2 separate regions of the Mus musculus genome follow, and region 1 is linked to region 2. The links are chromatin loops, found by intact Hi-C in ENCODE. Cell type or tissue: heart. All regions are shown on one strand.

Region 1 (4,000 bases), 73 kb before region 2:
CTGTCCTGCTGAAGTGAGTTAGCCAAGACTTCAGGGGCTCAATGTAAGAGTGTTATTACTTACAGCCAGTGTATTGAAGAGGTCATTCAGAAAAGCCCAGAACATGAATTCTCAGATGGTGAATTCCTCCTAAGCAGTGGTTCCCACCCTGGCTAACACTGTGGACCTTTCATACAGGTCCTCATGTGGTGGGAACCCTCAACCTTATAGTTGTTTTCATAGCTACTTCATAACTGTAATTTTGCCACTGTTATGAACCACAGTTTAAATATATGTATTTTCCTGTTATCCCCATGAAAGGGTCATTCAAACTCCCCCCCGCCCCCCCCCCCCACACACACTCCCAAGAGGGTTGGGATAACAGGTTTTAAACTACACTGTTCTATACGATACTTGACAGATAACAGTTCATATGCACCACAGATTCCCAGGCTAACACACTGGCTACTCTTCAGCAGGACAGTGACAGTAGCACTGTTCATTATAGGAATAACCACCTTCCTACTGTTTTTGTTTGAGGAGTTATTCCTGTGGCTTAGTGATGGGGGCACTCTAAGAAGCATGCTCTTTGGTGATTTCGTCTTCTGGTAGACATCGTACACTCACTTAAACCTATGTGCTCCAGGTCACTCACTTTATGTCCTTTTTGATGCAATCAGGAGTCATGGTCCACAACGGTAGAGAGGACTTGTTGGTATCAGCATCATCACAAACGCTGTAGATCTGTCTTGCACTGTCACACTGAAAGAGCTATGACAGCTACGACACCACTAAGTGATACAGATTTTTCAGCTCCATTATAATCTCTGGCACCATCTTCATAGTCCCTGGTTGACTGAAAAATGGAGGGGCCAGGAAATGCTGGTGCACACCTTTAATTCCAGCACTTGGGAAGCAGATTGCTGGTTTCAAGCCCAGCATAATCTGCAGGGTGAGTTCTAGAACACCCAGGGTTACAACGAGAAACCCTGTCTGAAAAAAAGAAAAGAAAAACAACAAAACTGGTGAATCAGTGTGCTCACAAATGTTAGTCTTCCTTCATTAGTAACAAATGACAGCTGTACTGGACTTTGTTACAAGGTACCTGTTCTGACCTGTTGAACTGCAATTAGGGAATCCCAGAAAACAGAAGTCAGATTAGCATAAGTGGGTATCATAGTGACTGAGGCTAATTGCATATCTTGGTTCAGTAAGGGGCATTTATCAAGTCAAAATTTGGTTTGAACAAGCAATCTTACAACACACACTGGTTATGTACCTACAGTATGCCAAGTACTGTGTACACATAGGAACACAAGGACACAGCATTTGTTAGGAATGCAGTAATGTTACCAGGACCACATGCTAATCAATGCGAGCCTGCTACAGAGGACAGTTCTTGATAAGTAGTCTTAGCTCCATTTTCCTGGAAGCTTTCAGCTATTGGCATGCCCTTTAACTCCATAGCGAGTTCCCACTCCTCATTCCAGTGAATATCTTCAGCACTCCTTGTACACCTTTAAGGAATTTGATGTTTTGATTGTTAAAGCAAAGATTCCCCCTCGCCATACCCTCCAAACATCTACTCGCTGATACCGGTTTTTTTCTCTCTGGAAGCTCCAAACACACACAGAGAGTGCTGCTTCTGCTCCCAAGACACAGTGCATTGAGGAGTTGGGTCCTAAGGAACAGTGAAGTAAGGTGAACGTTTTCCACGACCCTCGAGAACCCCTAGATCTTCCACGCAGCCCTGGGGAGAATGTTGTTTCCGAGGCTACCGCCACTCTCCCAACTTGCGGTCTGGGTCTCCAAAGTCTGTTTGCTTGTAAAACCCTGAGCGATGGCTACACCAAATACCAAACCTTGGACAGGAACCAAACGGTCACTTCCCCGCCCTCCCAGCACAGTATGCAAATTCGAGCACCAGGAAGTAGCTGGGACCTCTCGGCCGAGCCCAGCGACAGCCAGTTCCTCTCCCACCGAGCCGGGCCTGGGCGCCTCCCGGCCAACGTTCTGCAGCTAATAGGTTGCTGCAGGCCGGGCACTGTTCCCCGAGCAGTGTGCCCGCAAGTCCCGGTCACGCGTCCTAAGACACCGGCCCGCAGCTGCTTCCCAGGCGGGCCCCGCAGGGCTATCCCGTCGCGTGAACAGCTTTTAACCGAAGTCACCGTGGAGTTCCGCCGCCCCGAAACTTCCACCACGAGCGAGTAAGTCCGGGGCTTGAGCGCAGGGTGGGTGCGTAGGGTGGACCGGGCAGGGACCGGGGCTGGGTCAGAGACCGGATCACAGGTCGCTTTCTTGGCTTGGGACTCCGGGTTTCGGTGCAGCCACGGCGCCCGCAGCAGAGGTCGCGCACTGCTTCTTGGTGGCGCTCGCGCTGGCCCCGGGTGGCGAGAGCATCTAGACTCCTTCAGCCTTGGGAGACTGTGACTCGCCGGGGCGATCGAGCGGGGACGCGGGGGCGGCGACTCCGCAGGTGTCCGCAGCGGAGCGGCGCGGAGGCGTGGTGGGCAGTGCGCACAGGGTGGGCGCCCCTGGGTCCTTGGCGTCAAGTCTCTCCCATGCCCCTCTCCAGCTTCTCTTGCCTGGCAGAGAGAAGTGGCCTGAGTCCACTCCGAAAGGGAGCGCGGTGGGGATTCCAGAGGGAGTCATCTGGGATCCAGTATTTAGTGTCCAGATCGGACCTTGAGTCCCCAGGGATGAGAAGGGGGGTTTGAACCCAGCCCCTCTCTAAGGTTGGCTGACAGCTGAGGTCCCTGTTGACTCGAGGCAAGGTGGTGACGTCGAACGGCTGCCACAGAGGCTGTAGCTTGACCTCCCGCGTAGCTCGACTTCTGTCAGCCCGCAGAGGAGTAGTCCAACGCCTTGGCCAAGAGGAAGCTAGAGTTATTTTAAGAATTCAGGGATGCCTTTCCTTCTGAATGGGGGAAGGGTGTGTGCGACAGTTCCCACTTGCCTGCCTTATCTTGGCTGACTATAGTGACTTCCCTATGCTGTTGGTGTAGTGTTTTTTGTTTTTTGTTTTTTTTCCCAATAGTCCCCGCTACTTGGGGTGCTTGTGGTTGTCTCTTTATTTATTGGAGTACCGGTGTTTTTGTTAATTATGCTAATCCGCCCAACTTCTTTGCTGTTCAGAATCCAGGTGGGAATCTAGGCCCTGCATTCTCTCAGTGACTGCGAATTATTGAAGTTCCCGGTTTGGGTTTCCGCCTGATTGACTATGAACCTACTTCATAGGTTTAGTACACTGAAGGTCCTTGAACATTATATGAATATAATGTTATATGAAAGTTACTTGGTACAACTGATCATCTATAAAATCGGAGGCCTTTGGTGGTTGGCAGTTTGGCGATTTTTAAACCCGAGACCACATGTCTGAGTGAGCTAGCTGACTTGAAAATCTATCTAATAAAACACCTGAAACGTGTGCTGTGCTGCCTCAGAGGTTCCTGGGATTCCCCCAGTTCAAGAGATCTTAAGACCTAACGTGGAAGACGATGGACTCTTTGCTCCGAAGCTCGGCTATCTGTAGGGTGTTTTCTCTCTGTGGAGTTAACACCCATAACATGTTTTAGGGAAATAGGCTATGCCCTGTGGGTTCAGGAACTTCCTGGTCCCTTCTCTTTTTTTTTGGGGGGGGGGGTCGAGACAGGGTTTCTCTGTATAGTCCTGGCTGTCCTGGAACTCACTCTGTAGACCAGGCTGGCCTCGAACTCAGAAATCTGCCTGTCTCTGCCTCCCGAGTGCTGGGATTAAAGGCGTGCGCCACCAAGCCCGGCTTCCTGGGCCCTTCTTAAGTGAAATGAAACTCTCCTCCCCTCAGGATTGCTGCCTATCCAGGTCCTCATTTGGAGAAAGGCAGGGTGATTTGGGGGTTTTGTTGTTTTAAAAATTCAGCTCCCAAGAGCCTTGGTTATGATCCGTTTGGGCTATATGTAAGTGGAGTAACTTTCTGAGCCTTGAAGAGGACAGTAGATGTGGAGGAAGAGAGCTCAGGAGGTGTGTTGTAGGCACTGTTTGC
Region 2 (4,000 bases):
CAAACTCTGTCTGCTTTGATGCTTGCTCAGTGCTGCATCAGATGTGGAACTCAATACTTCCTTTCAGGATAGGAACATGGGTATTTGCCCAAATCCTCTCTCCTCTCACATCCATCTCTCATCCTCACACTCTGGGCAAACACTTGAAGTCTCAACTCAGTGAAAGCTACACTCAGGCTTAGGACCTTTTTGTTTCTATAAATATTTTTTGAGATAATTGGCATTCAATATGATTGTAAGAAAGAACACAGAAGGGGCTGGAGAGATGGAAATATCAGAGGTGAAAGAACACTAAATACTCTTCTAGCAGACCTGGATTAACTCCTAGCACATGGGGCAACTCTCTGCTGTCAGTAACTGCAGTTCCAGGGAATCTGATGCCTTCATTCTGGTCTCCTTGGTACCAGTCATGCAATTATGTATAGATATACATACTGGCCAAACACCCAGACACATAAAATAACATTAAAAAAAAAGGAGAGAAATGCCAGATCAAAGTAAAATAGCAATAAAGTTAAGAAACAAGTTCAATTAACAAAGAGAAAGAGAGGGGGGTGGAAAGGAAGGGAGGAAGGAAGGGAGGAGGGAGGGAGAGAGAAAGAGAGAGAGAGAGAGAGAGGAACAGAAGTGAAGGAATATGCCCCACAAAAGCCTGAACAGGAACACTCATGACTGCATTTCTCATAATAGACAGGAAAATGGTGTAGAATCCCAGCATTTATGAGAATAAAGCAGGAGACCTTTAAATTTGAGGCCAGCCTGGGCTGCATGGCAAAACTGTCTGAAAAAAAACAAAACAAAACAAACAAACAAAAAAAAAAAACAAAAGGAAAGGCAACCCGAATCTTTACCAAAAAAATAATGTATAAGCAACAATTGTTATAGCCATAGAATAAAAACTGGTATTCATGTAATGTAGATGACCCCTCAGAAGGAGCTGGTCACATGGCTGGGGAGGGGTATCATTCCATGTACTCATAGAATGTGAAATGCCCAGAACAGGCAAAGTAGGTTCCTGGCTGCTGAGGGAACTCTTTAAGAATTAATGGAAATCTTTCAAAGTAGTTTATAGTAACAACTTCACAACTATGACTAATTGTATGCCTGAAATGGACAAATAGCATGACATATGAGTTCTGTTTCAACAATGCTAGCTTGTATGTGAAATAAACAATATTGTGAGCTTCCGGGTACCACTTATCCAGTCCTGAATAATATCTCATGAAATTCTTGCAAAATATCACTACTAAAATATTGACATCAATAGTTTCACTCATTCATTCATTCATTCATTCATCTGTGAGACAGTCTTGCTGTCTATCCCTGCCTTGTCCAGAATCCACTACATAGCCCAAGCTGAGCTTGAGCTCATATCAATCCCCCTGCCTAGGACTCCTAGGTGATAGGAGCCAAAATGAAGCCTAGTTGTTTATAAATTATGTTTTCAAGAGAGGGAGGGAGAGAATGAGAGGAAAGGGCAGGGGAGGAAGAACAAGAAAGAGAAAATATGACCTGAATGTGAGTTTGGCATCACCGCAGCACCTGGAAGATTTCATCCTGCTGAACTTTAGCAGGTAGCAAGCACTGGGAGCAAAGCCAAAAGAAGAGTGAGTGGGTGCAGGTGCTGTGAGTGTCAGCCGTCAGAGGTGCCCTGCCTCACCCCTCTGGGCATCTTCACACCTCCATCCACCCATCTGAGCCTGTCTCTCAGTGAGACTATAAAGTTGCCCAGATATCGTTGGTTGGTTTTGTTTTTTTTTTTTTTTAATTGTTTGAATTGTTTACTTGTATGAATGTTTCCTTACATGTATGTCTGTGGAACTTTTGAATGTCTGATACTTAAGAAGGTCAGAAGAGGGCACTGGATTTCCACCCCCACCACCTCAGCAGGACTAACAGATGGTTGTGAGTGCCTGTCAGTGCTGAGTATGGGACCTCTGGAAGAACAACAAGTGCTCTTAACTACTGGGCCATCTCTCCAGCCCCCAGGTTTAGTTTTTCATCCTCAAGGAACATGGGAAGTAGTTTTTCACATGGGTACAAAACAAAATCCAGCCAATTAAAATTATATCATTGTTAAGTGAGTAAATTATAACTTTTGTTAATCATAATGTGTTATTCACAGACTGCCTCTCACATTAGAAGATCTGAAACACAGGGAAGAGATTCTCAGCTGTAACCTGCCCTTTGCAGGAAGAAGGCTGTTGGGATAAAAAGCGAAAGTTGTCTCTGCCTCAAGCTGTTTCCTCTTGTTTGTGTGATATGTGCATCTGCTGTGGGTGCCTTGTTTCCCCTCTGTGTTGTTAATATTCCCAGAGATCTGACTGGACAGGGAGGAGGGAGAGGAAGAGACTTCCTAGAGCTTGGTCTCTGGGAGGCTTTATTTTAAGAAGTGAAAATTTTAAATTGAGTTTTGTTTGATTAACTCTTTGATTTGGGGGGCTGGAGAGATGGCTCAGCAGTTAAGATCACTGACTGCTCTTCCAAAGGTCCTGAGTTCAAATCCCAGCAACCACATAGTGGCTCACAACAATCCGTAACGAGATCTGACACCCTCTCCTGGAGTGTCTGAAGACAGATACAGTGTACTTACTATAATAAATAAATAAATAAATAAATAAATAAATAAATAAATAAATCTGTTTAAAAAAAAAAAAACTTTGGTTGGTTCGTTTTCTGAGACAGGTCTTACTATGTAGGCCTGGCTGTCTTGGAACTCACTATGCAGGCCAGGCTGGCCTTGAACCCAGAACTCCACCTACCTTTGCCTCCTAACCACTGGGATTAAAGGCACACACTACCACTGCCTGGCTGTCTTTTTTTTTTTTAAGAGATTGATTTGTTTTTATTTTTTGTTTATGAGTGCTCACTGTGTGCATGTATGTTCACTATGCATATGCCAGAAAAGAGCTTCTAGCCCATGGAATTGGAGTTACAGATGGTTGTGATCTGCCATGTGGGTGCTGAGAACAGACCCTATGGCTCTAGGAGAGCAGTCAGGGTCCTGACCCCCTAAATCATCTCTCAAGCTGATACATTCTTATTTAGAGGCAATTTAGTGAAAACTAGTCATCAGCCAACTTCCCAAATCAATTAAGTTTTTCTGAGGTAACTCTCCATCCCTTGGTATATGTATACCTTTTAGCAAGCCAGGAATTGCTAGAATTGAAACTTTCTCAAGTTAATGTTTTCTTTTGTTGTGACAAAGTGTCACTCCACAGAAGTTCTTTATTATCCTGCCTTTTTTTTAATCTATCTAGAGCAACAATACAAATGCCTGTGACTCTAATGGAACCTTCAAATGACTGGCTTTTGGTGGGGTCTGCTGGTGTTCTGGAGCTGCAGACACAGCTGTTAAGTCATGGCTGAATCCAAATTCCTTATCAGCATTTTCAATGCCTTTAGCAGCTGCAGTATTTCCTGGCAACTTTTGCTCTGCCTCTGGAAAGCATATTTTTCATCATTTCAAAGGATGTAACAGTTTCCTGGCTCCATTGTTCTCGGGTTGATGAGTGGGAGTGACTTTGTTTCTTTAACTTTGATTCTAGAGGATGTAACAAGTCCACAGAAAAGCTATGGCAAGGATAGTAAAAAGTAATTACAAAGTCCACAGAAGAAACTTGTCAGATCCTAGAGATCCTCTTGTCCCTTCTCTACCACAGCCTCACCTGCCCCCAAACAGCTGCTGTTCTGACCTTTGTCATAATTCCCTGACTTTCCCCCTAGGGTTCTGGAAGTAGAACGTGTGCATGCAGGCAGTACTGCAGTGCCTTTTATATATACTCTGACTACTTTTATGTATGGTACAGCATGTATCAAACAGAATAGTCCAGCTTTGTCTGGGCTTAATATTAATGGGTTATGCTGAATGTATTCCCTTATTTCTTGTCTCTTTTATTAGACACTTTAAGGAATTTGTCCATGTTTTGGGGTGCCAGAACATTTAATGCATCTTCGTTGCTGTATAGTGTTGTTTGTATATGATGCAACAAATATAGAA

Evidence for each region. A loop is a pair of places that touch in the nucleus more often than their neighbours do. Peaks named below come from ENCODE experiments on the same cell type or tissue, not always from the same donor. Only the 100,000 strongest peaks of a DNase experiment are listed, where the experiment ranks them.
Region 1: a loop joins it to region 2, with 6 times the contacts of the local background. A loop is called at or near these places in 3 of 42 quality-filtered maps.

The regions. Positions count from the first base shown.
Region 1 is chr4:3,676,179-3,680,178 of GRCm38, forward strand. It overlaps Lyn (LYN proto-oncogene, Src family tyrosine kinase), which reads left to right and starts at 1,943. Exons shown (of 13, transcript NM_001111096.1): 1 at 1,943-2,186. It overlaps Gm42250 (a long non-coding RNA gene), which reads right to left and starts at 1,930. Exons shown (of 5, transcript XR_881076.3): 1 at 635-1,930. In heart, no CTCF peak of the experiment used is centred here; DNase peaks (open chromatin) are centred at 1,933, 2,343 and 2,813; H3K4me3 peaks cover 2,021 bases; H3K27ac peaks cover 1,642 bases.
Region 2 is chr4:3,748,933-3,752,932 of GRCm38, forward strand. All of the region lies in intron 8 of Lyn (LYN proto-oncogene, Src family tyrosine kinase), which reads left to right. Among named protein-coding and RNA genes, the nearest start is that of 6330407A03Rik, 36 kb to the left of the region's middle. In heart, no CTCF peak of the experiment used is centred here; a DNase peak (open chromatin) is centred at 2,239.